Linked DNA regions of Mus musculus: region 1 is linked to region 2. The links are chromatin loops, found by intact Hi-C in ENCODE. Cell type or tissue: heart. All regions are shown on one strand. Each heading gives the region's core, and the rest is flanking DNA. Links, peaks and the distances in the headings are about the cores only.

Region 1 (16,748 bases), core at 4,408-12,407, 240 kb before region 2:
AAAAACTTCAAAGAACCCTTGAAAGTATGAGACCAGACTGAAAGGCAGCCAGAAGCCAGAACTTTGTGGGTGGAGTGGGATTATTAAGAAAAAGTCCAAATGGGCAATCTGTGTGTGATTAAAGGAAAGCAAGGTGGTCCTTAAGTCCAGAGGCTAGTTTGCTAGCACATACTATTCCATGCTGGGCCATTCTGTAGTCCTACCAAAAGGTTCCCCCTGAAAATAACCCTGCTAATGGCTTGTTCATAACATATTCTTGTAGATCTCACAGATTTCTAGGTTAATATAACAAAACAAAGCTCTTCCCTCAAATTGTCCTGACATCATCCTCCGCATCTTTACTACTAGGAAACTGTCTCCTTCCTATGCTGTCCAGGTTTGATTACCTCTGTCCTTCCCCACATGACTACATCAGAAACTCCTAGGTCTCCCTCAGAATATACATGAGTGAATTCCGTCCTGTCTCCTCACTTCTTCCATTCTACACCACCATAAATAGCAGAACCCAACAGTAGTTAAACCCTGCACTTGTGTTTTCCTTTCCCCAGGCACTGGAGATTAAACCCAAGGTGCTGAGCATGCCAGGCAGCCAAAATGATCCTATAAAGGCAGTGGTTCTCAGCCTTCCTAAAGCTGCAACCCTTTAATACAGCTCCTCATGTTCTAGTGACCCTCCCCAACCATAAACATTATTTTTGTTTCTACTTCATAACTGGAATGTTGCTACTGTTATGAATTGTAATGTAATGGAGTTAGAGGTGCTAAGAGGGTCTTGACCCACAGGTTGAAAATCACAGGCTAAGGCATAAGTCTGCTCAGGTCATGAGTGTTCAAACCCTCTTACTTGCTCTTGGTCCATCTGCAACTTCATCATCTGTTATGCTGTCCCAGTCACACTTATTTGTTGCTATGCCAACCACAGCAGCACATGCCTTATCACCTCTTTCTCGACTAGACACAAGGCAGTTCCTTTGATGTCCACCAACAATCACTTTCTCAATAAAGGATTTCCTGACCATGATACTCTGTTAAATTTTATTCCTCTACTATCCTCTTCTCCCCTTTGCTATATTTACCCGAACATGCATCGCTATATAACTTTGTCTGTTTGGATCGTTCATTTTGATGATTATTTCTTTCCACTTACTACTACATGAAAACAAAGACTTTGTACCTTCTGCTTAGTTACCTCTAACACATAGACACATGGATTGTATTCAATAACTATATACCAAATTAGTGTCTTGAGAGGGCAACTCTCTCTCAGAGCACATACTCTTGATATGTGATGTGTCTCTCTAGGCATCTCTCTTTTTCCTTTCATGCTTAGATCACTATTAAAAGACTTTTATTAAACCCCAAATCTGCTTCACAAAAAGTTTTTAGGAGTGTCTCTAGTCACTCAGGAATTTTCATTCCCTATATTATACCATTGTAACAAGTATACATATTTAAAAACCAAGTTTGATCTTTTTAATGAGAAAACAGCAAAAAAAAGCCCAACAAAATATGATCAGACATACTTGAAAGAACACTCACTGTGACCTTGTATAGCACATAAAAAAGTTAATTCTGAGTAGGTTAAAGATATAAACATAAATGTAAAATAGTGAATTTCTCAAAGATAAAGAAATGTATCTATGATCACAGAAAGTGGAAGCATTTTTGAATCAAATATAAAAAGTACCAACCACAATGAGAAGATATTATTAAACTGAACTACATTAAAAGTAAACTTGTATTAAATAAAAGATGTCTCCAGAGTAAAACAGCAGTCTATAGAAAGGAAGAGGTATGTGCAATGTATGTAGTTCAAGGCTTGCATCCAAACTCTATGAAGAACCCTTACAACTCTTGAAGAAGAACCAGAATATAGGAAGGATGTCTGAACTGGTATGTCACAACAGAAACTAACAAGTAGCCATTCAACATAAAGATATAAAACGATGTGCCCTAGCAGTAGTCATGAGCAAAAATACAAAGTAAAACCAGCAAGAGACCCAATAACTCAACGAAATTACTAAACATAAAACAACTAGTTTCTGGGTTAATAAAATGGGAGCTACTCCAGTGGTTTCTTCCAGATTCTCATATAACCTTCTGTACGATTTTTAGTTAGCACTAAAATAATGGATTTCACTATGATATCTTCATAGTATTATTGTAAACTGCTGATAATCACTCTTCCATTTCCCTTTCTTGTTGTCCCAATCCCCACAACCCCCATATCTTAATATATATTGCCTTAATCATATGTTTAAAATTATATTTCAATCTGCATTTTTATGATTTAAAACCTTCTTTGTATGTGTGCATGTCTCTGTGTACATATGTCCATCTGGAGTTCAGGCAGTTGTGAGCTGTACAACACGGGTGCTGAGACATAAACCAAGGTCTGCTATAAGAGCAGAAGTGCTCTCAACTGCTGAGTCATGTCTCCAGCCCCTCTGTGTTTATACTGCATTACATATTTAGTACCATAGACACATAAATCTAAATTCTGCATAAGAGAGAAATTCCTGTAGATCCCAGATCTACTGAGATCCCTTGATCTCACTATTCAGCCCATGGAGTTTTCCAACACTTACGCCTCCCTTACCTTTCAAGTGCTGTAACTGGAAGCACACACCACCACACCCGGCTGCATGGGAAACCCTTAAATACACTATGAAGTAAAATTGGTACACCTACTTTGGAAAAGACAAGCCTGTCACTTGGAGTAATAATATATTATTTTATTCCATGCAGTTCAAAACTAGGGGGGACTGATTTATAAGCCAAAAGTCAGAGATTAATTATGGAAGGTAGAAGGTAACAGGAAAGGGAATGTGAAACAAGTTTCTGGGTTCAAGCAATAGATATTAGTTAAGCTTGATGGTTCCAGAGATGCATTCATGTATGAAAATGCAGAGCATATGCATATAACTGAATACTTTTCCATACATACATTATACTTTAAATATGTGGTGGGGATAGAATGTAACTCAGTGGTAGATATCACATCTAGGCTCTAAACTCAATCTCAAGCAACACACATACTCACACATGAATACACACACACACAGAGCGAATCTAACAAAAGAATAAGTTTAAAAAGGATTAGAGCAAACTATAATTACTCTCATATATTTAAAAAATGCATTCATACCAACCAACAAATCTGCACAAAAAGAATGCTAAACATATACTTCAGAAAGAAGGCCAGCTGTCCCATATAGTAGTTAGTGCAAAGGTACAGAAGACAGACAAGAGGCAGAGGGAGACTACAGTATCCAGAATACCAAGAATCTACAGGGATCCAGAGAGATTCTAAACAGCAAAGGAACTGGATCAGACTCGTCCACATTATTTGCCTAAATTTTCCCCTCATAGAAGTGCGTAATTCAAGGTTCTTTTGTTTTAAGTCTTGTGATGTGGTGTGCATGTGTGTGTATACAATTAAGTACAAGTGACTTCACAGAGTCCAGAAGAGTATCCGATCCCCTGGAGTTAGAGTTACAGGCAGTTGTAAACCAACTAATATAAGTCCTGGGAATTAAACTAAGATCCTCTGGAAGAGCCAAAAAAAAAAAAAAAAAAGCCATCTCTCCAGCCTTCAAGAATCCAATCTTACTATGATTGATCTGTCTTTTGCATTTCAATACTTTATATACAAGGTACATTACTTACAAACTACGTGGCAACTAGCCAGTTTATTTCAAATTAAACTGAAACTGCAATAACAAACCAGCTCATACACACATGACCTCTAGATACCTAAACAGTGAAATAGTTGCCTGTGTGTCAGAGAGGTAGGAATTAAAAACTGGGGATGCTGGCCAGTACCCAGGTACCTAATTTACCTGTATATATAAGCCCTTAGCTGAATCTCACCAGAATACTGAGGAAGGAGGAAGAGGCAGAAGCAAAAGAAAAGGAGAAACCAGTTTCTCAACTGCTGAGATGGCTCACGAAAAAATTCATGAAGGGTATATAACACGGGCGTGATAGTAAGCAGGTCACATCAGCTTATCTGCTATTTTAGCTCTGTGAAGAAATTACAGAATGGTGGGAGAGTTATGTTTCTTAAATATGCTCAAGCATTTAAATATTTTATCAATGAAAACTACAATATTTGCTTTAGTTCAATACCCGGGAGGTTTCCATTGTAGTCCACGTCTTCGATGCCACATCCCCATTTGACAAGAAGTTGCAAGCAACCAAGCCGCCCATGAAAAGATGCATAATGCACAGGTTTCCACTCTCTCTTGTCAGTCACGCTGGGATCCTACAAGTAAAATTCGCTCGGTTTCAAAATGGACTCAGTTTCCTGCCATTGGTAAGGAAAATGGTAAATCTAGATAATTCTGCAATTGAAAATTAGAAGCTTTAGAAGCTTAAATGTATAGCAATCTTAAAATTATACAGCAAAGATTTAATATACTAAAAAATTTGCCACACCCATTGATCTGAACACATTAACAATGAAGTTTTCAGTGAATTGTTATAAAACAGTCTTTTAAAAAGAAAATTACTTCAGGGCCTGTTGGTGCACGCCTTTAATCCCAGCACTCGGGAGGCAGGGGCAGGGAGGTGGACCTATGTTGAGTTCAAAGTCAGCCTGGTCTACAAAGAGTTCCAGGACAGCCAGGGCTATCCAGAGAAATACCGTCTCAAAAAACCAAACCAAAACTTAAATTAAAAATCACATGATCATCTCATTAGATGCTGAAAAATCCTTTGACAAAATACAACAGCCCTTCATGTTAAAAGTCTTGAAAAGATCAGGAATTCAAGGCACATAGCTAAACTTAATAAAAGCAATTTACAGCAAACCAACAACCAACATCAAATTAAATGGAGAGAAACTTGACTCAATCCCACAAAAATCAGGGACTAGACAAGGCTGCCTACTCTCTATTTATTCAATATAGTACTAGAAGTTCTAGCCAGAGCTATTAGACAACAAAAGGAGATCAAAGGGATACAAATTGGAAAGGAAGAAGTGAAGATATCACTATTTGAAGATGATAAAATAGTATATTAACTCAAACAAATTGTAGCCTTCCTCTGCTGAAAGGATAAATGGGCTGAGAAAGAAATTAGGGAAACAACACCCTTCACAATAGTCACAAATAATATAAACTATCTTGGTGACTCTAACCAAGCAATTGAAAGATCTGTATGAAAAGAACTTCAAGTCTCTGAAGAAAGAAATCAAAGAAGATCTTAGAAGATGGAAAGATCTCCCATGCTCATGGATTGGCAGGATTAATATAGTCAAAATGACTATCTTGTCGAAAGCAATCTACAGATTCAATGCACCCCTTCAAAATTCCAACTCAATTCTTCATAGAGATAAAAAGAGCAATTCTCAACATCATCTGGAATAACAAAAAACCCAGGATGGCAAAAACAATGTTTCAACAATAAAAGAACTTCTGGGGGAATCACCATGCCTGACCTCAAGCTGTACTACAGAGCAATTGTGATTTAAAAAAAAACAAAAAAAAAAAAAAAAAAAAAAACAAAAAACTGCATGTTACTAGTACAGCAACAGACAGGTAGATCAATGGAATAGAATTGAAGACCCAGAAATGAACCCACACACCTATGGTCACTTGATCTTTGACAAAGCCAAAACCATACAGTGGAAAAAAAGACAGTATTTTCAACAAATGGTGTTGGTTTAACTAGAGATCTGCATGTAGAAGAATGTGAATTGGTCCATTTTTATCTCCTTGTACAAAGCTCAAGTCCAAGTAGATCAAGGACCTCCACATAAAACCACATACACTGAATCTAATAGAAGAGAAAGTGGGAAAGAGCCTTGAACACATTGGCACGGGGGAAAACTTCCTGAACAGAACACCAATGACTCAGACTCTAAGATCAACAATTGACTAATCAGACCTCATAAAACTGAAAGGCTCCTGTAAGGCAAAGGACACTGTCAATAGGACAAAACAGCAACCTATAGATTGGGAAAAGATCTTTCCCAACCCTACATCCGATAGAGGGCTAATATCCAAAATATACAAAGAACTCAGGAATACTCCAGAAAACCAAATAACCCAATTTTAAAATGGGGTATGGAGCTAAACAAAGAATTCTCAACTGAAGAATCTCGAATGGCTGACAAGCACCTAAAGAAATGTTCATCCTAAAAAAAAAAAAAAAAAAAAAAAAAAAAAAAAAAAAAGAAATGTTCATCCTTAGTCATCAGGGAAACACAAATCAAAACAACCCTAAGATTCCACCTTACACCAATCAGAGTTGCTAAGATCAAAAACTCAGGTGACAGCAGATGCTGGCGAGAATGTGGAGAAAGAGGAACACTCCTCCATTGCTGGTTGGATTGCAAGCTGGTACAACCACTTTGGAAATATTACTGGCGGTTCCTCAGAAAATTGGAAATAGTTCTACCTGAAGACCCAGCTATACCACTACTGGGCATATACCCAAAAGATGCTCCAACATATAACACGGACACATGCTCCACTATCTTTATAGCAGCCTAGAACATTCCAGAAGCTGGAAACAACCCAGATGTCCCTCAATGGAAGAATGGATACAGAAAATGTGGTATATTTACACAGTCAAATACTACTCAGCTATTAAAAACTATTTCACGGGCTGGCAAGATGGCTCAGCGGGTAAGAGCACTGACTGCTCTTCTGAAGGTCCTGAGTTCAAATCCACCCATAATGAGATCTGACACCCTCTTCTGTGCATCTGAAGACAGCTACAGTGTATTTAGGAATAATAATAAATAAATCTTTGGGCTGGAGCAAGCAGGAACTAAGCAAGCGGAGTTGAAGCAGGGTGAGCAAAGGTCCTAAAATAATTCAATTCCCAACAACCACATGAAGGCTCACAACCATCTGTAAGCTACACTGTACTCACATACATAAAAATAAATAAATAAATACATAAATCTTAAAAAAAAAAGATGACTAAAAATGACTTCACGAACTTTGCAGGCAAATGGATGGAACTAGAAAATATCATCCTGAGTGAGGTAACCCAATCACAAAAGAAAACACATGGTATGCACTCACTGATAAGTGGATATTAGCCCAAAATCTCAGAATACCCACAATACAACTCACAGAAGCTTAACAAGAAAGAAGGCCAAAATGAAACCCACTTAGAAGGGGGAACAAAATAATCATGGGAGGCAGAGTGAGGTAGGGACCTAGGTGGGAGAGAAGAGGAGGAGGAAAGAAGTTGGGGCAGGACCAGGTAGGGAAAGAGACAGAAGAGAAGTTCAGTGGGCCAGGAGAATGAAAGTCTGGAGGGCTGGGAGAAAGAATAGAAATAAGTAGCAGTGGGGGTGGGGAACTTAGAGAACCATTAGAAAGTCCCAGATGCCAGGGATGTGAGAGGCTCCCATGACATAATGAGGATGACATAAGTCAAAATACCAACAGCAGGGAAATATAACCTGAAGAGACAACCTCCAGTAGATAGACATGGACCTAGGGGAGGGATGGGGCCACCCACACATCTCAAAATTTTTAACCCAGAATTATCCCTGCCTAAAGGAAATGCAGGGACAAAAATGGAGCAGAGGCTGAAGGAAAGGCCACCCAGAGACTGCCCCACCATGTGATCCATTCCATCCACAGGCACCAAAGCCCAACACTATTGCTGATGCCAAGATTTCCTTGCATACAGGAGCCTGGTATGGATGTCCTCTGAGAGGCTCTGCCAGAACATGACTAAGACAGACACACTTGCAGCCAATCATTGGACTGAGTCCAGGGACCCCAATGGAAGAGTTAGGGGAAGGACTGAAGGAGATGAAGGGGATTATGACCCCTTAGGAAGAACAACAGTATCAACTAACCGGACCGCCCCCCAGAGGTGCCAGAGACTGAACCACCAACCAAAGAGAATATACATGGGTCAGTCCATGGCCCCCGCTACATATCGTCAGTGGGAAGGGAGGTGCTTGGTCCTATGGAGGTTTGATGCCCCAGAGAAGGGGGATGCCATTGAGGTGAGGCAGGAGTGAGGGGGGGGGGGGGAGCACCCTCTTAGAGACAAAGAAAAGGGGAATGGGGTGGTGGTTTAATGGAGGGGAGACTGGGAAGGAGATAACATTTGAAATATAAACAAATAAGATGATTAATAAATTTAAAAATAAACAAACATTAAAATAAACAAGTTAAATTCTGGAGTTATAAATAGCTTCCTAAACTGGTGTCTGAAATAAAGTTTTTTAAAGCATCCTGCAGATACTCACAAATTCATAAAGACATACTTACCTGGTGAATATTTGTTTAAAAGCTTTAGAGTCTTCCCAGTTATGCTCTGGGAAGCCAAACACAGACCCTCTGAAATTATTATTTTCTATCCTGTTCTATACTGTTCATTGTGGGGAAAGGCAAGGGGAGATTTTTCTCCATTGCTGCATCCATGTTTAAAGGTGGGAAAGTCATAGGGAAAAATGACTTCCCCAAAGTCACAGGAAGGACTCTGAAGGTCAGGAAGAGATAAGCAAAGTACCAAACGCTAGTCCATCGGCATGGTCACACATCACGACTAATTAAGAAGGGTCCCTCACCACTCCACTTCGCAGCATTATTTGTAAAGAAAAAGAGTGTCCATGAGTAGCAGCAAGGTGTAGTGGGGTGCATCCACGATCATCTTGAGTTGCTAGGTTGGCTCCATTGATTATAAGAGCCTAGAAATAGAGAAATGGAAAAAGTGTGTATGAATATAGATGGTAAACTATGAATGAAAACACAGGCAAACTATGATATATTCCTTAGGTAATTCCTATAGAGTTTTCAAGTCTTCTATAACACTGCCTGTGGGACCTTAATTGGCTAGCTGAGTTCCAAGTCAATGGTCTAAGATGTTTTCATCCAAATGAGTAACTAAGGTCATAAACTATAGGATGCATTACCATAATCCAGCAACCATACACTTCTTAGTATTTAGGAAAATACCTAATAAAATTGAAACCATGTCCAATGAGAATATAAGATGACTATTTATCAGCTTTATCCATTTGTCAGGATTGGAAACAAACAGAGCATAAGTAGGCAATGATAACAAACATCCAGACAATAAAATAGTGAGCACTGAAAGAAATTAGTGATCATTAGGTACATTGGTGCCTATAATCCCAGAACTCTGAATGCTAAAGCAGGAGGATCACAAGTTGAAGCCCAGCCTGGGCTATGCAGCAAGAGAAAATCACTAACATAAACAAATAAGCCAAGGATGGTATCGTTTTAATTTGTTCAAATGCATGGTACATACAATACCAAGAGTGAACCCCAGGGGGAACTCTGATGTCAGGTGAATGTGCAGCCCCCTCCAGAGATTCACTGGCTGGGAAATTAATCTGGCAATTCGAATCTATGTATCTTCTGCCCAGTTTTGCTGAACCTACAACAGCTCTAAAAATTAAAATCTATTTTAACAAATGATCTTTTAGGGATTTTTTTTTTCATTTGGTGTCAAGGATGGGAACAAGAACCTTTCCGTGCTAGCCCTGCGCTGTATCGTGCAGCTACTCCCCGGCTCCTTCCTAGTCAGCTCTTTTTCCTCATTCAGAATTTCCTTTTTTAACTAGCCTTTATTAACCAGTACCTTAGCAAAGGATTACTCCTACCTAGGGTTTTAAAAAAAATAATCTTCATGACTGTGATTGATCTAACCAGCCAATAACAGTCATAAATAATATACTGAGTAATTACTGTGTTTTAAGAGTCATAAAGTGGTAATAATAATAATAACTAATGAAAACTGAGAATAATAATAACCATCATCTTACCAACCTAGGGAATCAGGACATTTGTAGGGATAGATAAACAAGACATTGATAAGAAGCAAGCACATAGCACAGTACCAAAATAAGCAATATAAAAATTCTAAGAGGAAAGATATGACTGTGGAGCAGAAAATGAAAATCAAGGCACTGGGAGCAACTTGAGCTAATGCTTATTGGGGACAACGATGGCAACAGGACAATGGCAATGTGTATCAGTGCAGCTTCACTTGACTCAGTTCCCCCTACAGTCACTACTGTATTTTCTCTTTGTGCTCATTGCCTACCTTCTCGAGTTAACGCTCATCACCTTGAGAGCTAAGATTTGAACACTTACATTGACACAACACAAATATTTGCACCACAGTAACAAGCTACAAAGAAGATGCTCCAGACATGACTATGACATCACTCAAAACAACCCGATTACTTCAGAGATTAATTATCCACATCATTTATGTGGATAGCTGGTATCAGCCAATCCTTCTTTACAGCATAGAAATGGATCAAGAGTTGGATGACATAGAATAATGGCAATACCCCAACAGAGGTATGGTGAAGTAACTGAACAAGAACCGAAATCCTTACCTGTAAGCAGGCATCCTGACCCCGGATTGCAGCTATGTGAGCCGCTGTCCATCCCCTTGTAGTTGTCTGTGTGGCATCAGCACCACTCCAGAGTAGCCAGTGAAGGCACTAAAAGAATAATAAACCAGATGCTTTTAGTATTTTTATAGCTTTTAGATTTATCCTGTTATGAGATTTCCACTGTAGCATGAGAAACAACAGACCACTGTAAGCCCAGTGGGAGAAAATCAAGTGCACAAACACAGAGGCATAGCAAGCAACATTTGGCTTCCCTGTTGGGTCAGTAAGAAAAAGTAATGAGAACAATAGCAAACTGGAAGCCACATTCTTTGTCTGCCAGGTACACTTGATACTAAATTACTGGCATTCCTTGCTATGAGTGAAATAAATGCCAGTCCAATAAAGATACCACTTAGCTAATAGTGTTCATGCCAAACAAAACCAACCTGTAAGCCAAGTTCCCTCAAGAGCTGCCAGCTCACAATTCCTATTACCTGACTTTAGTCTTCTCTTTAAGCGCTAGAAAAGAAGCTCAGCAGTTAAGAGTACTTGCTGCTCCTCCTGGAGACAGGAGTCCAGTTCCCAGCACCAAGGTCAAGTAGCTCTCAACCACCTCTAACTCTAGCTCCAGGGGACTCCAACACCCTCTCTGGCCTTGGGTCACAACCTGCATGCACAGGCACAGGCACATGGACACACACACACACACACACACACACACACACACACACACACACACTAACGTACCTAATTAAAAATATAACAAATCCTTTTCTTTTCTTTTCTTTTTTTTTTTTTTTTTTTTTTTAGAGTTTCAGTCTTGCAATGCTGTCCCAGATGGCCTTGAATCATGGATTGAAATAATTCCCTGCCTCATCTTTCTTGAGTAGCTGGGAATGCATAGCTACTACTTAAATGCCAAACTTCTACTACAAATCTTCAAATGAATCCAGAAACTTCTGTATCAAAGCATATGCTGTTACTGAGATAGTATCTTTAAAACGTATATAACAGGTATATAACAGGGATTTTTAAAAAGAAGCAACAGCCAATGAATAAACCATAAGCGTTTAAACCAACGCAAATCTCACGGTAGTGCCGCACCTGGAGGTCTGTGCTGCAGACGGCGTTACTATAGTGCAGTGCTGAACTTTGCAGGTTCTACCTCTAAGAAGCATCTTTCTTTTTAAAAGAACTGACTATCTTTGACTCAGTTTCACATCACAACCTATAATTTGTTAAAAGGCTTACCATTTAGGCATCACTTGTCTGCCACCAAAATTAATGACCAACAAACATTTTTTTCTTAAGTTTTAAATGTTTAAGTAAGCATGGATGCTGTGGACACTACTCTCTTTTTTTATAGGTCTTTTTATTGCATTTATTCATTATTTTGTCTTCACAGTCCACACCCATCACATGGACGTAAAAGGACAACTGATGATAGCTAGCCATTTCTTTCTTATGTAGGTTCCAGGGACTGAACTCAAATCGTCAGAATTGGCAACAGGCACCTTTACCTGCTGAGCCCTCTTACTGGTCCCGTTTCTATTTTTAAAGAGCTCTACCTCCCTAACTATCACAAGTCATTCATTTACTCAATAAACATTTCTAGAGACACTACTATGTGTTAGACTTGTTTAGCTCAGGAAGATTAAAGCCATAATGAACACCCATGGGCTGCTTTAGCCTTTCTTTTGAATAACTATGTAACGAAGCTGCTATTACATAGATATAATGTCTGGTTTTACATTATAACAAAGTACTCAAATGTCTGCTAGAGTATCTATTTTATTTTTCCTTCTACCAGCAATGCCATGTTAGGAACTGTTTTATTCTTGTTTGGACTATTCTTCTGCATATGTAGTTTCTCGCTGTAATCTTAATTTGCATTTCTCTAGTAGCTAATGCTGTTGAACTCACACGTCTCAATTGCCATCAGTCAACACATTCTGAGAAAACACTGACATTTGCCCATGTGTGCATTTTTTTTTTACTGTTCAGTTTTAAATGTTCCTTATTTAAATTGGTTGTGATTTTCAGTCAAGTATATGATTTACAAAGATCTTATCCTGGTTTTTTGTTTTGTTTTGTTTTTTGGTTCTGTTTTGTTTTTGTTTTGTTTTGTTTTGTTTTGTTTTCAAGGCAGGGTTTCTCTGTGTAGCCCTGGCTGTCCTGGAACTCACTCTGCTGGGATTAAAGGTGTGCACCACCACTACCTGGCTTATCCTGTTTTTAATATAAGTCTTACAAGTTTTACATTTAGTTATGATATATTTTGGATAAATTTTATGTGGAGCCTGGTATGGGTTGAGATTGACATTCATTTCACACAAATGTCCAACTGGGGCAACTAATAAAAGTGTTATTTGCTCTCCATTAAATCATATTTGCCTTTGTTAAAAAAATCATTCATACATTCAATCAATCAATCAATCAATAATGTCTCAGCAGGTAAGGGCATTGGCTGCTCTGGGGATCTGGTGTTAGATCCCCAGTACCCACATGATCGCTTACAACTGTCTATAACTCCAGTCCCAGAGGATTTGACATCTTCTTCTGGCCTCTGAAAGCATTAGGTATATACATGATGCACAGACATATATGCAAGCAAAACTTCCATATATGTAAAATATTTTAAATTAATTTTTAAAATGTAAATTAAATAGTAGGTGTATAGCATATACCTAAGTTCTCAGCTGATCAGGAGCCTGAAGCAAAAAGGATTTCTTGAGTAGTTTGGGAGTATAGTGAACAGACACACTGAGACCAACCACATTAAAAAAAAAAAAGTAGAAAAATTTAGAGGGCTTCAGAAGCTGTTGAAGAATGAACTGGGCAAGCCCTTCACATAATCAATAATAAAAATTAACAATGCTGTGAAAATGACCTTTTTAAGTCTGGAAACTGACCAAAGGCACTAAAGCATATATTTAAGAAAATTTACTGAATCTTATCTGGGGATGTAGCTCAGTTGGTAGAGTTGCCTAGCATACTCAACATCCTGAGTTAGAGCCCAGTGTTGTACACAACAGGCGTAGGTGCACAACTATAATCCTAGCATTTAGCAAGGTTAAAGATCTTCTGCTATACAGGAATTCAAGGTCAGCCTGTACTATAACACAAGCTATCTCTTTAAAAAATAAAAAGTAAATAAAGAGTTTAAAGGAGATGCTAGTGAGATGGCTCAACAGTTAAGACCAGTGGCTGCTCTTCCAGAGGACCTGAGTTCATGTCTCAGCTCCCATGCTAGGCAACTCACAACTGCCTGTGATTCTAGATCCAGGAGATCTGACTCCTCTTCTGGTCTCCTCAGGCACCTCCACACACACACATTATCACAGACTGATATACAAACACAGAAATAAAAGCAGTTTTAAATAAGATTCAAAGGAAATCTACTGGATCTCAGTTAGAAAAGGGCAGAGCTTTTGCTTGTAGCCTGGGACTACAGCTCTTCATACCCTTGGCTGCATAGAACAGTTCTACTTGATAATATAGTATCAGTTTCCTATCAGAAGGACAATTTTTGAAAGTGAACCAAAAACAACAATAACGCTAGGCCCAGGTACACTGTAGAGAAAAACCCCAGCCTCAGTAGCCCACAGCCTGGGAAAACCAACATCAGAAATAGTCTGAAGTCACGACTTTAATCTCACCACTTAGGAGGCAGAGGCAGAGGGTAGATCTCTGAGTCTGAGGCCAGCTTGATCTACAAAGGGAGTTCCAGAAAAGCCAGGGCTATACAGTGAGACCCTGTCTAAAATGTAAATAAATAAAATAATTTTTTAAAACTTTAAAGAGTAAGTGAAGGTAACCAATGAGGCTGAATGGGTACCAGGAGAGAGAATAAATCTACAAGGTATCTTGTTTGAATATGGCAGAATAAAGTCAGATTGGGGGGGGGGGTGCGTTTTTGTTGTTTGCTTAGTTGTTTTTGCTTTGTTTTGTTTTGTTGCTTCTTCCTAAAATCAGCCAGAAAGTAGAAGAAGGAAAGAAGAAATAAAGAAAAAAAGAGAGATAAAATTCTACTGTTGATGAACTAGTGACAACTCAAACACAAAGCATGAGAAATCTGCCAGAATGCAGATTCTTTTTTTTTTTTTTTTTTTTCCATTTTTTATTAGGTATTTAGCTCATTTACATTTCCAATGCTATACCAAAAGTCCCCCTTACCCACCCACCCCCACTCCCCTACCCACCCACTCCCCCCCTTTGGCCCTGGCGTTCCCCTGTACCGGGGCACACAAAGTCTGCGTGTCCAATGGGCCTCTCTTTCCAGTGATGGCCGACTAGGCCATCTTTTGATACATATGCAGCTAGAGTCAAGAGCTCCGGGGTACTGGTTAGTTCATAATGTTGTTCCACCTATAGGGTTGAAGATCCCTTTAGCTCCTTGGGTACTTTCTCTAGCTCCTCCATTGGGAGCCCTGTGATCCATCCATTAGCTGACTGTGAGCATCCACTTCTGTGTTTGCTAGGCCCCCAGAATGCAGATTCTTGATACAGAAGGAAACAGAGGCCACCACCCACCCACAGTTACACGCTCACAGAGCACAACAAGATATATTTCTCCGTCACAAGATGGAGCCACTGACACATCAAAGTCAAAATTCCTGGCCACTTCAACTGAGGCCCACATTGGCACAGGGAGATTATCTGATCCAGATCTGCTTCCATGAAGCAGAGTAGACAAAAATAAAGAACAAGTCCTCCAGTCATGTTCACAGTAAAAAGTATGTGTATACTTGTTAGGAATAGAGAAGACAGTCTTGTGACTAAACCTACTATAATCTATAGGCAAATGAAAGATAATAGCTAATGTAAGCATACAACTTTGAAACATACGAAATTCCAGCACCCTTCATCCCCCAAAATAAGACCTGTATAACACATTCACTAAGCACTGTTTGTGCAAACTAAAAATCAGAACCAACCAAGTATTATGGAAAAATGAGTAAGCTCTATTACTCTAAGAATAAACTAAGAATAAGCCTGAAACAATGGACTAAAGTACATATATAAAACCACATGACTTAAACTCAAAAGCATATTGTTGAACAAATGAAACGTGGAGATGTTACACATAGAATGTGCTATCTGTGCAATATCAGTCAAAAGAATTATGTAACAATGTGCAATAACTGCTTAAAACATAAGTGAGTCTAATAAATATTAGCTTCTTTGCTTGTCTTTAGAACCTAGTCACCATACTGTAAAGAAGCACAAGCTAGCCCACAGCAGAGAGAACTTACCAAAACATCTACTTGGAAATAAAGAACTCAGTCTATATCCAGCATCAACCACCAGATATCTGAGTAAATGAGGCTTCAGGAGAGTTGGCCTCACCACACTATTTTTCTTCAGTACTGGAGAGTGAATTTGGGTTCTCATAGTACACTAGGTAGGTGCGCTACCACTGAGCTATACCTCCAGCTGTCGCCTTTGAATCTTCTGACCAGAACCTCAGACACTAAGGAGCAAAGACCAGCTGTCCCTGCAATTCAGTTTCTTAGCTCACTCATAAGCACTGAAAGCGGTCAGTCACTTTACAACACTAAGCTTTGGGATAATTTGCTAGACAGCCCTACTAAAGAGCACTCACATAACAGATTAAAACAGAAAAGATTATTTTGAGTGCCAAGCGTGAAGTCTTATCCCTGTATATTAAATTTATAAAAGTACAATCAACAACTTATTGAGTTTAATAGTAGTTATAGATTCTTACCTCTAAACTTCCAGAATGTGCTGCCCAATGTAAAGGAGTAAACTGATGGAGAGCATCCACTTCATTAAGGTTGGCACCACGCTCCACTATGTCTGACAGCTGCTTGACATCTCCAGCCCGGACCGCATCATGTATGCTACTGAAATGTACCTTCTTCCTGGAACCTATTGAAAAGTCAAATTCCTTCAACTATATTACAGAACTGTAAAAAATGGACTACAGCAGTGAACCAGAGAAAGCAAATCACTTTAGTTTTCTGAATAATTGACTGCAAAATTTAGAGTAGTTTAAGACAAAGAACAAATCACACAAATAACAGAAAAGTTTATGTGTATATATGCTGAAGATAGACAGTTTTGTGATTAGGAAAAGACAGTAACTAATATGAGCATACAACATTAAAACATGAGAAATTCCAGCTGCCTGGTATATCCCCAAGAATAAAGTTTGTATAAAATATTCACTAAATACTGTTTATATAAACTACTGAAACCAACTAAGTATATCTTAATCATACTTTAAGTCCTAGTTCTGAGATGCACAGGATGAACATTGGCCCACTATTCCTACTACAAGAGAACTGAATATATCAAATATTAACACTCACCAGCCATGGTGATATATGCCTTTAATCCCAATACTTGGAAGACAGAGACAGGCAGATGA
Region 2 (16,748 bases), core at 3,390-11,389:
AAGGAGGAAATGGGAATTTAAAGATTAAGAAAGAGTAGCATATATCAAAACTATGAACTTAGGCAGAGACTTCAAATCCTTCTTTCAAAGTTACTAGGAACATTGGGGTCCTAGATATGTTTCCTAACTCCTCCATACCTTATTTGTCTCATTTATGAAATAAAGATTATTTGATTAACAATAATACAATCACACAAAACTTAGCAAACAGTAGTCATTCTGTTATAAATGATGGTACTAGTATATTTGTAAAAGAAAGCACAGAAAAGGGGAACTAAATTATGTAATATTTCAACAAAGTAAAGTTCCTTAGCTCTTGGTTTATCTTTGTCTTTGGGTTTTCCTTAGTGCTCATTTGGTAGTGCTATATTTACACCCCGTTTAGAGTATAATCTAATTTCCACTTGAACTTTTTAGTTTAGATCAGTTTGTTACTACTCCTTCAGAGTTAGTACATTTTAAAACTTTCTAATGTTATGTATTTAATTTAAGAACATTCTTCTGAATTTATTCTTTTTGACAGGCCCTTATTATGTAGCCCCGACTGGCCTAGAATTTGCTCTGTGGATTAGGCTGGCCTTGAACTTAGATCCAACCAGCTTTGCCTCCGGAGTGCTGGGAGTAAAAATGTGCATCACCACAGCAGGCTTTAATCTATTTTTAATGTTTTTAAACAACTTCAGATATTCACCTTTAAGGTTGTTTCTATCCTTTTATAGAAGACACAGATATTAGATAATTTGTATAGAATTTAGAGTAAAATAAAGTAATAATCTAAAATGAAATATCTAATAGTTTTTCTAATTCATAATAAATTCCCCCTTTTAAAGCTCTGAAAGCACTGAATTAAACTTCTTTGGCTTTTGAAATAGGGAGTTATAACCTGTAATGTTTAAATAGATCACATGTAAACTATTTTTACAGTTTTAAGTGCTTCTATAGGCTTTACTCTCTATGTAACATCTAAAAACAACGTAGGAAATTACAATCATTTCAGTACATAGGACATTCAAAAGAAAGATGCTTCAATTACCGTTACTCCAAATACAAAGCTTTGTCCAACAAAACACTTTTCTACTGCTGTGGTCAGTAGGCTCTGAGTTCTACCACTGTCCAGGGTTTCTAGGTTTTTAATAGAATCTTCAAGGTACCTTTGAAAGAAAATAAAGTGGTAAGCTTTGAAATTTTACCTTGCAGTAAAATCAGAAGACACCGCTATTTTCAAATATGTCATGAACCTTGTTAGTTACATGCAGAGAAAAAAAATAAAAGTATGACCATTGCAATTTGTTCCTACCAGGTTCCTGCAGCACAAAGGGAGAAAAATATTTAAGCCTCCTAAACCCAGTGCATCAAATGTGAACAGATGCCTGCAAAGTCTGGGGAGGAAGCTTAGTGTGGACGAGCACATGGGAAGTTTGCCTTTAGTCCCCCACGACCCCCCAAAGTAGATGCTTACTTATTTAATCTTCAGAGCCCACAATTATACTAAGGGAAAGTAAAAGCAACTGTGGTGGGAGTGGTCTTTGTGGTCCTTCCGCTGTCCCTTTCCTGCAGTTTGCCCTAATGTCCTAATGTCCAATGATATGAGCGAACAGTTCTTCTGGAAAATGAGCAGGTGAAGAGGGAAGAAGGTTGACAGTGAGAAACTATTTCAGTTGTCTGGATTCTTCAAGTGTCAAGGCTGTGATGAGGTCACACTAAGGGATGAATCTGCAGTGTCCCACCTGGATGAGAGTGTTTCATGTTTGAATTGCAGAATAGTTACTTCCAACTTAAAACGTGATTATATATTTTTGATTAAACTTTCTTTCCCAGTAGATATCTTTTAAGGAAACTGATGGCCTGAGATAAAGGGTTTCTTTTTAGTAAATGACAAATACCCTCAATACTTGTATTTTACTATTAGCATGATGGACAAGCAGTCAGGTTAAAAAAACACTTTTAAAGATTCTTACCTGTGTAAACCAGTGGCCGTAAGTCCAAAAAATGTATCTAAGCAGCTCCCAAATACAGTAATGAAAAATAGTTTGCTGGATTCTGCCACTTTCAAGGACAGTTTGTATCTGTAATTGGTACTTCCAGTGTCACCAGAAGAGCCACATTTGGGACAAGTAAACCTAGACAGTGGGAGAGAAAGCATAGAGTTGTCCAAATTTACAACAGTTTGTAAAAATATTCCTAGTTAAGTTCAATTCGTCAATTCTTTATAACTAACACTCTTCTTTCTCCCTCCTGAGATAGGGCGTTGTTTGCCATGCACGAAACCCACTATTACGGAGCCAGGGTCAGCTTGGAACTCTTGAGGTCCTTCACCCGCTCCCCCCAGGAGGATGGGGTACAGTCACGCACTACTAGACCTAGGTTAATGAACTTATTTACAGACTTACGTAATACCCAACTGGAAGAAACATACCAAACTGCTAAGAAGCGATGGGAAACAGTATAACAGAAGAATAACCTTGAAATAGTTGAACACCAAGAATTGATTTATATTTTTCTTAAAGTCGTGAAAAGAATTAAGTTTTGAAAAGATTTATTTTGCACTATGTGCATGTGCCTGTACCTGTATTGGGCATGTGAATACAGGTGCCCCTTGAAAGCAGAGGTATCAGATGTCCTGGGGCCAGAGTTATGACCTCTCCAACTCCCAAAAGTTACTCTAATTAATCAGGATATGTTAAGAATATTGGATGATAAAAAACTAGACTTCAAAAGCATATAATAAAACTTGTTTTCAAGATAACATCCAATTATAGCCAAAGGGTAGTTTAAAATACACATCAGGTGTAAATCTAATTTTTATACTGCTTGGTCTTGGAATCGTTACTAATGTCTAAAATCTTGAGGACCTTGCATGTAAAATCCAATACAGAGGTAAGTCAAAAATAGACAAAAAATTAAGTGAACACTAATGTGTTTGTCTCCCTCTTATTGCTGTAATTATTATAACTTCTACTTATTTGTATGCTAGGCTTCTTCACCACTGAGCTATAGGCCTAGGTGGTATTTTCCTACTTTAGTTTGCAACATCTTATAATTGTTACCTTTATTTTTTATGTTCTAGAACACTGGCCCTTTAAACACATGGTAATTGGAGTTATGAGGTGTACCCCCAGCTCTATTGTCTGGCCCACAGCTCTGCCTGCCTTCTTGAGGACTGCCAGGCCGCAGAAACATCTTCCTTGCCAATCCTATGGCTGTGGATGCTGTCCCCTGAGCTCTATCCTCCTGCCATCAGCTTTGCCTGCCTCCCAGGAGTATTGCTGGCAAGAGGAACATCTAGTCAACACCAGGGACAACCAGATGGCTAATGACCATTCGAAAAACACAAGCCAGGGCAATGTGGCACCACCAGAGCCCAGCTTTCTTACTACAAACCCTGGATATCCATACAGAGCCAAAACACAAGAAAATGACTTAAATCCAATCTTATAAAGATGATAGAGGCCTTTAAAGAGGAAATGAATAAATCCCTTAAAGAAATACAAGAAAATACAATCACACAGGTTAAGCAATGAATGAAACTGTCCAAGACCTGAAAATGGTAATGGTAGCAATAAAGAAAACACAAACTGAGGGAATCCTAGAGATGGAAAACCTAGGGAAGAGAACTACAGACACAACCCTCACCAATCGAACACAAGAGATCGAAGAGAATCTCAGGCATAGAATATTCAATTGAGGAAATTAATACATCAGCCAAAGAAAATGTTAAATCTAAAAATTTCATGACACAAAACATCCAAGAAATCTGAGATACTAGGAAAGATCACATGTAAAGAGAACAGGACCAGAAGAAGACTCGAGTTCCAAGGCTCAGAAAATATTTGTAACATAATCATATAATATTCCCAACCTAAAGAAAAATGCCTAGAATCAGACAAGAAGCTTACAGAACATCAAATAGATTGGACCAGAGAAAACACTTCTCCTGCCACATAGCAATTCAAACACTAACTGTACAAACAAAGAAAGATATTAAAAGCTGCAAGGGGAAAAAGCCAAGTAATACATAAAGGCAGACCCATCAGAATTACACCTGATTTCCCAACAGAGACTCTAAAAGCCAGAGGGCTTGGGCAGATGTCTTCAAGCCTCTAAGAGACCACAGATGTCAGCCTAGATTACTATACCCAAAAAATCTTTTAAACAATATCTATCCACAAATCCAGCCATACGAAGATACTAGAAGGAAATCTCTAGCCTAATGACACCTAAGAAAACAGAGGAAATAAATAACTCTATACCAGCAAAACCACACACCATCATTCTGCTGCATACAAGAAACACACCTCAGATAGACATTACCTCAGAGTAAAAGGCTGGGAAAAGGTTTTCCAAGCAAATGGACCTATCAAGCAAACTGGAGTGACCATTCTAATATGTAATAAAATAGTCTTTCAACCAAAATTAATCAAAAGAGATAGAAAAAGACACTTCATACTCAAAGGAAAAACTTCATACTCATCCACCAAGATGATGTCTGAATTTTGAACATCTATAACCCAAGGGCAAGGGCATCCACATTTGTAAAAGAAACATTACTAAAGGTTAAATCACACATGGAATCTCACACCTTAATAGTGAAAGACTTCAACATTCTACTTTTATCAATGGGCAGGTTATCCAGACAGAAAATAAACAGAAAAATGATACTCTAGCTCACTTGGAATATAGCAAGGTTTAAAGAATATTTTACATCTGCATATTACATCTATGTTACTGATATTACACAAATGTTCTGTGTATGTTATGTATATTAACCTCCCTGATCCAAATAAAAATTCCAAGAGGTAGATATTTTTGGTCCAGTTTTAGGTTCAAATTATGTAAGTGATTTGGGCATGCTTACATAGCTATACCTGAGATGGTTGTGGCTATGATGGCCAATGTTTATATTCTCCCTACTTGAGATGCTTAGATAGAAGGACTGCTACAAGTCTGAGGTTACCTTGGGATATACGGTGTCAGGCCAACCTAGGTCACTGAGTAAGACCTTATCTTACTTAATCTCTCACCATCCAAACAAAAGGGGTCAGGGGTCATATCAAACTCAAGCATTCTGGCTCCACTGAATAATGTTACCCATCATGACTTACTAAAAGAGGAAAAGTATACTTTTAAAAGATTTTCAGCAAAAATGGGTGCCATTTTAGAAGTCCTCATATATGTCATGTATTGTACTAGATTTCTGTATGTTTTTTCTATATAGTTATTCCATACTGTAGATATTATTATTCAACCTTACAAATATGTAATTATACTCACAGAATCTATAGCTCTTGCCCAGTGTCATACCATTAGTAGATGTTAGCAACTTAACTTTACTCTTATACAGCATGAACTCAAGACTTCCATAGTGTTTTTAAGAAAGGCTCCTGACTACTCCCTATGCCCCATTCAATTCTATCTGGACAAATAAATGACTAGTGAAAATTAATAGCTCACTACTTTTATTTAAATATTATTAGGCATTACTACCATCTTAATCTTATGTCCAGACACAAAGTTAACAAAGAACTCCAAACCTAACTTTTCACTTTTACTCTACAAAGATAGGTGGTATATATATGTTTTGTGTGTGTGTGTATTTGGCTCTCAATTGTATTTGGCTACAATGATTTTATCACGGTACAACAGATTACTAGAATTTGAACATATCTGATGTAAAATTCTGAATTTCAGAGTACTTGCAAAAGTTTCAGGAGCACTGACATGACTTAAAACGCTGTAGGCTTTGAAACCAGGGTTACCATACCAGAGCTGCAAATTCCAGAACAGCCTGAAATGCAGACAACCATTCACTAATGAACAAACATACATTCATTCTGCAGCATTTTTATTTCACGTTTAGATCTGGGATATTCAATAACCAACAAAGTCTATGCAAATATTCTTAAATCTCAAAGTTCTGGAGTTTGAAACATGTCTGGTTCCAAGCATTTTGTATATGTACTAATAAGCACGGTGACAGTGACTAAGTTTATACACACACACACACACACACACACACACACACACACACAAATACTCTTAAAACTTTCCTCTAGAAATTAAATTACTCCTCAATTCTATTCTAAGACTAACAGAAGACCCAACCTTGAAATTTTCCAAGAGAATCTGATATTCTGGTCTGGAGAATTTAGTGTGCATTTGCTCTGAGTCACAGAAAGTGTCTACTTAAACAATTTGTACTTTTACCTTTTGGACTCAAGGATTATCTTAGAGAAGCACCTTTGACATGATGGATATATAAAATTCCAATTCTGGACAGCAAGTACTGAGGCAAAAAGGAATTTCCGTCTTTTATTCATGTGTCTATACTTTGTCCTACAAGAGAAAACAAGCATGAGGTTCAATGCAAATGTTAAATCACACATGACTAGCATTCTCCCACGCCTCCTAGTGGACATTTTTAGTGTTTAAAAGATCATCAACTTCTCCTAACCTACAGCTGGAAGTTCATATTTCTGAATATAATTCTTATGAAAAGCAATCAGTCAATATTATCTTTTGTTTTGTTATCAGTGAAGGCAGTGTCAGAATACTGGCTTTTCTTTTCTGTACTGGGGATTAAATCAGGACACACACATGGTAATCAAGTACTGAAAAACCGAATGTTTATTTCTGAGCAACCAGTCTGTTCTAGTAATTTAGTAGAGAAATCACTTAGCTTGTTCCCATCCTTTTACAAAAGATACAGAAGTTGTGGTTACAATTTTAATGGGAAGGATTTTCCATGAACCAATTTCTTTCTTCCTCCCCGCTGTGATTTTGGGAGTTCTCCAAATTTTTTGTCCAGGTTGGCCTTGAACTCATGGGATCCTGAGGAGCTTAAAGTATTTGGGACAGTAACTGAAAACTGCTTTAGTAGATTTCACTGAGTAGAGTTTTACAGTTTGAAGAGAGAAAGAAGACATTTAGCAAATAAGAACGCTACCTAGTCTAAGAGGTCAGGGTGTTTTCTGTTGTTTTTGTTTGTTTTACAATCCTTGTTTATATAAGCATGTCAAAGATATAAAAGCAATACTCTTTATAATTTCATTTTTAATTCTTTAAATTGTACATTGACTTACCATTTTCCCCTCAACGATTAACTTATACACAGCATAAAATAAATGCTTTCAAAAAGAAGTTTATGTTTTTTCAGAGAGTTATATCAATTTGGAAAAATGTCTGATCTGTTTCTGAGACTGGAATCAGTAAATTCGGACAGAGTAAAATTCAGTTAGGCATAGCTTTTCAAGGATCATTAACAGAAATGTGTTAGCTGTAAAAGATTTCTACAAATCCCGTGTCAACACATACAGCAGAAGCCTGCCTGGTCATGTCTTAGTAGAGACAGTTGAGGCCCCGGGGAGTGTGAAGGGGTGGGGACATCCTCTTGGATTGGGGGCTGGGGTGGGTGGTGGGGGAGTAGGTGGGAATGGGATGAGGAACTGTGGGAGGGTGGACCAGGAAGGAGGTAACAACTGAAGTGAAAAAAAAAATTCCTGTGTCAAGACATAGTATTTCCACGAAAATAAGATTTTTCCCATCGCTTTTTCTAGTGATGTCTGGCTAGGTATATAAGCTACACTTAAGGGTAGATCCCATACCCAGCAATAGATAGTTAACACAACATGAAGTCAGTATTTTTGTCTCATATTGGTTTGTAAACCCTACACTAGAAGTCATAACATATAAACAAAGGGCCTCTGTACCCCTGTATATGCTTTCTTAGCCTCTGAGTTCACATGTACCTTGTGACTTGACCTTGTTGATTAGTCCTCCATCCCCTCTGCCTCTCACATTCTTTCTGCTTCCTCTTCCACCAGGTTCCTTGAGCCCTGCGGGGAGGGATTTGATGGCAACATCTGGCTGAGTATGGCTGAGTGTTCCTAGGTTTCTCATTCCCTGCATACCTATCTGGCTGTGGGGTTCTCTTCCCATCAGATACAGGAGGAAGCTTCTCTGGGGATAGTTGAACAAGGTACTGATCAGACAGTAGCAGAATGGCAACAGGAGTCATTTACTAGCTGTTGTTATTATCATTATTTAGAACAGTAGTATTTGGTTTTAGCCTAGGCCTCTGGGCTTGTTTGTTTTCTAAAGAGAGAAAAAGGTATGTTGGATGGGTGGAGAACACGGAAAAATCTGGGAGATGGAGGAGGGGAAACCATGATCAGACTACACTGTAAGAAAAAAAGTTTTCAATTAAAAAAAGTTCCCATCAAGGCTTAAAAATGAAAACTTGTTAATAGATATAAGTTAAACATATAGACCACCTATCTATATTCAGAAAGGGAGTATAGAAAACGCTAATCCAAGGCTCACGCCTTTAATCCCAACACTTGGGAGGCAGAGGCAGGCGAATTTCTGAGTTCGAGGCCAGCTTGGTTTATGCAGAGAAAGCCTGTCTTGGAAAAAAAAAAAGAAAGAAAGAAAACCCTAATCCTTTATTATTGTTTTGAGACCTTAGGTATACATGATTAAGTTACAAAGTTTTGCCAAACACATCCATATATTCTTAGACTTGCTTGCCACCTAGGAAAATGAAGTAGTTTAAAATATAATTTATAAGGAAAAGGGGTCCACCAAAAACCCATCATTCGTGCTAACAGCTCAGATTCAAGTCTTGTCTTGGCAACCATGTTGATGAGACTTCATGGAGGAAGCCTCTGATAGTTCAGCCATGTGGGTGCTAGGAACTGAACATGCATCCTCAGGAAAAGCAGTCAGCGCTCTAAACCACTGAGCCATTTCTCCAGACCCCTTTTCTCATTTGATTGCCTTTCCTTGGTATTTATGTCCTAGTAATTTACGGGAGCACAGGAAGGGATTGCTTCTTGCTTCTGCCTTACTAAATGCTTCACATTTGTTTGCTCCTTTCCACCGATTCCATATTTCTAATGTATAGCTCAGAACTGTCGATCCCAGCACTAGGGTTGCACACACGCATACAGCCATGCCCAGATTTTACTTAGCTGCTGTAGCTCTGCAGGTCCTCAGGCCTATACAACAAGCAGTGATACCCACTGAGCTGTCTCCCACGCCCACTAGGTTAGGTTGAACATTGTCATTATATTGTGGGCCAATATTTAGGGGGTTCAATACAGAATTCTATATTCTATGTGGACATCCAAAATTACTCTTGATGCACTGTGGGTTGTACCACCTCTTGGCAGGTAGGCCTCTGCTGTTTAAGAAAAGTAGCTGAGCACCAGGGAATGCGGGCACACAGCTTTAATCCAGGCTCTTGGGAGGTAGAGGCAGGTGGATCTCAGTGAGTTCATGACCAGCCTGGTCTACAGAGCAAGTTCTATGAATACTAGGGCTACAAAGAAAAACCTTGTCTTCAAACCAGAGGAAAGAACACAATACCACCACCACCACCACCACCACCACCACCACCACACACACACACACACACACACACACACACACACACCCCAAAATAAGGAAAAGAGAAGTATGAGTCTGAAGCCAAATAGTAAGCAGTGTTCCTCCATAGTCTCTATTTTAGTTCCTGCTTCTAGGTTCCTGCCTTAGCCTCCCTCTGTAATGAACAAGCCAAATAAACCTTTTCCTCTCCTCATCAAAAGATTATTTATAAATTTTATTACATAGATACTTAAGATGGGTTGATTTATAATTTAACTGAGACGCTGTGTTGTACATATGTTTTCCCTTCAAGTACTAGGGACTGAACCCTGGACCTCATCCTTACTAGGCAAGCATTTTACCACTGAGCTACAGTTTCAACCTTTTGAGATGTCTTCTAAGTTTCCCAAGGCTGGGCTGGAATTTGTGACCCTCCTAACTCAGCTTCCAAGTAGGTGGAATTACAGATCTGATTATATATATATATATCACCAATACAAGAAAAACTTAATATAAGCATGGTATTTTGGAATTAATTTTTAAATTAATAATAGCAATAACGAATTGCTACATTTTAAGATTGGTTGTTGTCTTTTATTTAAGGGTTTATTGCCCTCTAGTGGTTCAAGTCTGTATGTTAAAAAACAAAACAAAACACTGTAACTTACAGGTAAGTTACTTAAGAACCGAAATGAAAGAGGTCAGTTTATTATTTTTAATTGGTGTTTTACCTGGCTAACCTACATGGTAAAAAGACACTTCGTTCATTGAATGAAGGACAATAATATAGTAATCAGTCAGGAGTTTGTTCTTCTCTGTCTAATCATGCTTCCTTCATGATAAATGTAATATATATACATACATACACACACACACACACACACACACATATATACACACACACACTCACACATATATATATACACACACACATATACACACACTCAGATACATACACACATGGAATGGAGTGATTGTGTGTTTGACAGCTAAAAGTACCAGATCTGAGTAAGTACTAAAATTGGGAAAACATTATAGACCTGAGAACAACTTCACATTTGGCCTGCCTTGTAATTTTTGATTCTTTTTGTTTTGTTGGGAAGGATGATGGTATAGTATTATTGGCCAACAAAACGTGTTCCAACTTGATAAGCTCAATATATCTACATACTGTAATATATTACAGAGCTGCTAAATGGCAACTGTCGCTGTATATGAGTCAATGACAGGAAGACACAGTTCTGTCCTAGTCACTAGATTTATGTTCTAGTATAAGAGCTGACGTAACTGTAAACAGAAAGGTACTTAGTGATGGGCTATAGGGTCAATCAATGAATAAGTAGAGCATCATCTTCTCTCTGTCATTGAGGGCATTGAGGCAGGAAAGAAAGGAAAAACTGTGGGGACATGAGAAGGTGAAGAAGCCCCTCACCTTGGGATCTAGTTTGCCTTTTTTACTGAGTTCAGAAACTCCAAAGCAACTGATAAACCTAAGTTGACTATGTAAATATATGTTCTACAGACTTACTTCGAGCTAGGATTTTAGAGTTTTATCACGATTGCACCTTTTTTACACCCCCAAATCTAAGCAGTGCACCTCATAAGACCACCTTACAGTTGGAATTACAAAAGCCTCATAAATTACTTCCTTGGGCTAATGTAAATCAGCCACAGGGTCATGCAGAGCAAGACGCTGTAAACAGATCTCAACATCTCACGAAGCCCACACCATGTCTTGGAATTGTAGTTCTTTCCTTTTCCTAGATGACTCTATCTAAATACTTAGTAATCAACTTTGCTCAGTCTTTTCTTGAGGCATAGTCAAGGATCAGGGCTACCTGATGGAGGTCCCTAAGAAAGAGCTCTCAGGCTGCTGGGGGATATGCACGAAAGGCAGAAACAACATTGACAGCAGAGGGGAAATATTGTAGAACACTCCTGTTGAAACGTTAACTAGGAAAGCGTTGGCACACACAACAGCTTTTCCATGTTTGGTATCATTTCTGGGGTATTTCTGACAGACATGGAGAAGGGAGCATTTGAGGTAAAACAATAACAGACAAGCCAGGAAGTTAGTTGTGGTTCAGGCTGATAACGTGTTCTAGTCATCAATGTGTATCTATGAAACAATGCAAAGACTTCCATAATGTCACTTCTTACAGGAGAGTCAACTGTATTTAGAAGTCTCACAAATTCAAAGTTTAATAAGTAACAAAAATTGAATCCTGTTAAGTCCTTCTTGTCACAAAATCCTCTCAATTTTAGTAAGTCATACTATTTCTAACTAGCCATATGGCCAGATACCTAAAACTCTCCCTCCACACGCCATGTCATATCCAACATTTTTATCCCCCCATCCCCTCCCTTTTTTGAGATATCATCTTTCTATATAAAGTTCTGACTATCTTAGAACTCACTGTATGGGATGGTCTTGAACTCAGAGATCCACCTGCCTCTGCTTCCTGCCCAGCTTACTCCTTTTTAATATTTATTCTTCTAGAATTTCATACAATATATTTTATATTTCCCCCTCCCCATCTTCCTATGCACCCAACTTCCAGTTCTTTCTCAAAAATAAAAAAAAACAAAGCTGGAAATAGTGGTCTAAGCCTTTAATTCCACACTCAGGAGGCAGAGGCAGGATGATCTCTGTGAGTTTGAGGCCAGCCAAGGATACATAAAGAGACCCTGTCTCAAAAACCACACCAAAGCAACCCCATGGTGGCTAGATAACTGGGACTCCTCCCTCCCCTCCCTCCCTTTCCTAGCCAAGTCACAGTCACCAATTTAGTATCAACTCTTTACAGGGCACTTTCCTGATCCATGGCGATTTCTAGACCCATCTTTTTAAAGGTAAGATTTTCCTCTGTTGCCCTTAGGTCTCTTTGAATCTCAGGCTGGCTTCAAACTAGAGATTCTCATGACTTGGCCTCCCGAGTGCTAAGCTTATTCATACAGGTCTCCATACTCAACTTTGCTATTCGGTTTAATCCTATCCAAAAAAAAGGGGGTGGGGGTGGGGTACTTACCCTAGGACAGCAGTCTCTATTGTTAGTTGAAGTCATCCAAAACCTGGCCCTTCTTGGCATAATGGAGGCACTTAAAATTTTATCTGAGGAGCGAATAAAAAAATGACAGAGTGCTCAGTGATCCCATTTTTTGCAAGGTCAAGAAGCCAGCCTTGACATACCTATAAATCTAGCAATTGGGAAATAGAGGATGATAGAGGGAGTTCAAGGTCAGTTTTGGGTATAGAATCCTGTTATCTTGGAGCCGGGTGTGGTGGCACTCACCTTTAATCCCAGAACTCAGGAGGCAGAGGCAGGCAGATTTCTGAGTTCGAGGCCAGCCTGGTCTACAAAGTGAGTTCCAAGAGAGCCAGGGCTATACAGAAAAACCCTGTCTCAAAAAACAACAACAACAACAACAACAACAAAAAACCAAAACAAACAAAACAAAAAAACAACAAAAAAAAATCCTGTTATCTTAACTCACACACATAAAACATAAAGCAAAACAAACCAGAACGGCTTTACAAACTAAGCAATTACTAACGAGTCAGAACATGCCTTAGGTGTGGTGGGATAAAAAGAAGTTTGGGAGGTTGAGAGGGTGGTGCTTTTGAGGAACACACAAGGTAATCTGGGGTTCGGGATAATTCAGTATGTCATGAACAGAGTGTGTGTGTGATATCCTGGGTTTCACCTCCCACACTGAGAGGGTATATGTGTGTGTGTGTGTGTGTGTGTGTGGGGGGTATGACAGGGTCTAGAACTGAAGTTAGAGAGGCAAGCAAGGCCAAAGAGCTTTTAACCTAAGTTACAGATTTTGAACTTAAAAATATCGGGACAAACAGAAGCTTCTAAAACAAGTGGTGAGTATCTAGGTAAAGAATTTTTCACCCATCTGCCTGGTCTTGGAGGCTACTACTGTCACTGCATGCAGCTGTCACAGGTTAGATTATGGTAGTGGCAGTGTTCAGTGGGGAGTTGGATTTGGATCTCAGGTGTGGGTTCGTGAGAGCAGGGAAAATAGAAACCTTTCAATTTCTGGACTGCGTACATTACTCAGTAAAATACTTTCTCTGGGCAGTCAAAGTCATCTGAAAAAAATAAAACAAACCATCTTTGCCAGCACCTAGCACAGTAACCTGCTGACATAGTTTTATGCCCCCGTTGAAAGTCGAGCCCTTTCCTTTCTGGGTTTTTGGGGATCCGCAGCAACAGTAAAGTGCTGATAAACCTTCGCCAAGGAACATGAAAAGTATTGACTTTCCCGTTTAACCTCGTAGCCGGCGTTTACGGCCAGAAGTCCTGAAATCAATCCATACGGAGTGCAAGGTTACAGCGCCTCGTCAGGAGTCTCTCCACCTAGAGCCCCCCAAGAACTCCTTTTTTCAGCGTCTCACCTGAGGCAAAGGACACAGACAAGCCCGGGCAACCGCTCCGCCCTCCGGCCGCTCGGTCCGCCGCTCTCCAAACGCCAGCAATCGAATCTCCCGCGTCCTCTTCCGCCGGAAGGACCGTCTTGACGGACTTTCAGGAGAGCCAATCAGAAAACGCCCTGCAGGGCGTGTCCCCACCCCACCACCCACCCCCGGGCAAGCGACCCTTCTTGTAAAGCTAGGGGTAGCTGTGGGTTTCGAGGGTCGTTCTTCATCGACTGGTGGAGCGGTAGTTCTCTCGGCGAAGTGCGAGGGAAGCCGGGAAGGCTCGAGGCGTGGGAAGGAGTGGCTTCAGACGGACGCCGAGGGCGTGGGAGCGGATGAAAGTTGGCGCCGCGGGCTGGACAGGAGGGGGCGCTGTTGTAGAGGGAGTCGCCATCGCGGAGCATGGATGGATTACCGAGGCTTAGAGAAGGCTTAGTCTGCGCGCAACACCCAGCGGCCACAGGAGGGACGGGTCGTGCGGGCAATGCGGACGATGGGGGTGACCCGAGAACTGAACACCGGTGGGGCTGCTTAGGCGGGAACAACAGAGGCGAAGAGCCCGAACGGCCTACAAGGAAGGGGGCAGAGCGATCTGTGAACCTCGCTCCATTTCCTGCTACTTGAGGGGCCCAGCATCGAGTCCCTGTACTTGTTTCCTCACCTAAGTAGAGGGGAGAGTCCAACTCCGTCTGGAAGGTTGCTGTTCTGGTTGAGTGTGGGTCACGTGTGTGCCGTCATGCCTGGTGACAATAGACTCACTCTCCCTCCCTCCTCCTCCCGCCCCGTGCCATTATAAGGGATTTGCGGAGAGCTGGGGTGTTACGTGGGACTGAGGTTGCGGGGACAGTGTGATGGTGGCAATAAAGGCGGGGATATGGCATAACCTAGGGTAGCGATAGGGCTTGGGGAGCCATAGATAAGGATGGGGCAAAACCCTGCGTAGTAAAGGCCGACGTAGAGTGTGACCTCAGTGGAGGTGGGCGGGGAGAAGGAGGATGGCGAGTGGCAAGTGTGGAGGCAACGCCTTTGGGGCCAGGAGCTGCCTGGTTTTAGGTTTCCCGGGGGAGGAGCTGGTCTGCAGCGGGCGGAGCTACGAGCTGGGCCCGGCTTAGTCTTTGCGCTTCTGCTGGTGGCTCTCTTTCTTTAGTCGCCCACACTGTGGCTGCCATCCCCAGCCATGGGCTGCCGGGCTCTCCTGCTCCTGTCTTTCCTATTACTCGGGGCCGCCACAACCATCCCGCCTAGGCTAAAGACCCTCGGCAGCCCGCATTTGTCAGCCAGTCCCACACCCGACCCTGCTGTAGCCCGTAAATACTCAGTTCTTTACTTCGAACAGAAGGTAAGCAGAGGCTGGGGAGTAAGGGTTCTAGGTCCCACGTCCCAACCGCCCGCCCATACCTTGCTTGGCTGTTGGAGCACCGCCGCCCACTCCAAAATTCAGACTCTGATACTTAGGACTTGACTTGGTTTTAGTTCACATTTTCTGGAGGGTGGTCTTAAGCCTTAATTATTCGAGTGTTTCCCAACAGAGACCATGAGAAATTTATCCCTCCAGTTCTGGAGGTCCAGGATACATATTTTTAACTCTTCATTTTAGGAAATGCCTCAATCTAAACTCTTTGTTTACCTTGGCCAAAACCAGATTATGGAGACTAACCTTTGACCCCATACCTCTCACCTCAAATTCTTAGGTATGGAGGCTAACCTTCACCTTTAGGTCTCTCAACACAAATTCAGATGTACCCATTACATAAGAATGTATCGCTTCACTAAACTGCTTCTCTCAGCTGAAATGTTACCTTTAGAGGCTAAAAGGTCTGTATCCCCATCTGAAGTGAGTGCAAGGATCAGGTCTCTCTGGTCTTGAACTTGAGTTCACAGTTTTAAGACAGGCTTCTCCAATGCCTTTGTATTTGGTGGCAGCATGAGACCATAGGTCATTACCCTATAGGTCTGAATGAAAAGTACCTGTGTCCTCTGAAATGACAAGGCTATATAATTCTATAGTTCTAGGAGTCTCTGAGGCCTGAATGCACAAGGCACTGGGATTAGAAAGAGTACAGTCGTCTGATCTTGGCTTTAGAAGTCACATCAGGATTCTGGCCTCACTCTGTGATCTTGGACAAGTTACAGTTAGTTTCTGAGCCAAGTTTCTTGGCTTACTGCAGAAGGTTGCAGTGATGACTAACTGAAGCAGCTAAGAACCATAAGCCCTAGCAGAGTAGCTGCCCTGAATAGAAGGTTACCGATGGAGGCATGCTTATTGATGGGACGTTTGACTAGGTAGGAATTTGGGAAAGAGGGAAGACATGGGGTTGTAGAACAATTTAGTTTTGAAGTAAAAAAAAAAAAAAAAAGACCTAGAAATTTAAGTTTGGGTTTCAAAAAAAAAAGAAAAACGAAAAGAAAAGAAAGGAAGAAAGCAAGCAAACATTTTAATTTAGCTGAGGTAGCAGAAGTCTTTCTGGAACGGCCCCTTTAATTTCTACAGCGGCTTATTTGTAAGTTGAGAAGTTGGAGGCAGGACCATGGAGTTTTATGCTTTCCCTAGGAAAACCTTTCTGTGGAGCGAGCTATGGCTGTCTAGCTGAAGTGAAGGCTGTGTTAAGAACTCTAGGACTTCCTCTTTTCTGTAGCTCTGCTCTCCGCCCACACTGTAAAACAAAGCCGAACTCATGGCTTTTTCCTATGGAACGACTCTTAATCCTTGTACTGAAACCTCTTTTACACACATATAATTCTTCATAGCATCCAGTTATTAGCAGTAAAGTTAGAGGGGGAAGCTTTAGTACATACGGTCTCTAAAAATCTCCCTGGGAATACTGCTTCCAGAGAATGCAGGGGTAAAGGGTGGAATGATGCTAATTTATTTTCCTCTCTCCTCCCCCCCCCCCCCGCCGTGTGTGTGTGTGTGTGTGTGTGTGTGTGTGTGTGTGTGTGTGTGTTACTCACC

Evidence for each region. Hi-C counts contacts between places; a loop is a spot of excess contacts. Peaks named below come from ENCODE experiments on the same cell type or tissue, not always from the same donor. Only the 100,000 strongest peaks of a DNase experiment are listed, where the experiment ranks them.
Region 1: a loop joins it to region 2, with 6 times the contacts of the local background. A loop is called at or near these places in 30 of 42 quality-filtered maps.

The regions. Positions count from the first base shown.
Region 1 is chr7:92,615,417-92,632,164 of GRCm38, forward strand. Ankrd42 (ankyrin repeat domain 42) reads right to left here. Exons shown (of 12, transcript NM_028665.4): 2 at 16,083-16,246; 3 at 10,355-10,462; 4 at 8,552-8,671; 5 at 4,132-4,267. Among named protein-coding and RNA genes, the nearest start is that of Ankrd42, 13 kb to the right of the region's middle. In heart, for the core only: a CTCF peak has its summit at 9,277; no DNase peak of the experiment used is centred there.
Region 2 is chr7:92,860,367-92,877,114 of GRCm38, forward strand. It overlaps Ddias (DNA damage-induced apoptosis suppressor), which reads right to left and starts at 13,881. Exons shown (of 6, transcript NM_001355126.1): 1 at 13,775-13,881; 2 at 12,396-12,478; 3 at 6,205-6,333; 4 at 1,959-2,120; 5 at 1,034-1,151. The coding sequence starts at 6,317. Prcp (prolylcarboxypeptidase (angiotensinase C)) reads left to right here and starts at 14,887. Exons shown (of 9, transcript NM_028243.3): 1 at 14,887-15,134. The coding sequence starts at 14,973. In heart, for the core only: CTCF peaks have their summits at 6,405 (motif pointing left) and 9,993 (motif pointing left); no DNase peak of the experiment used is centred there.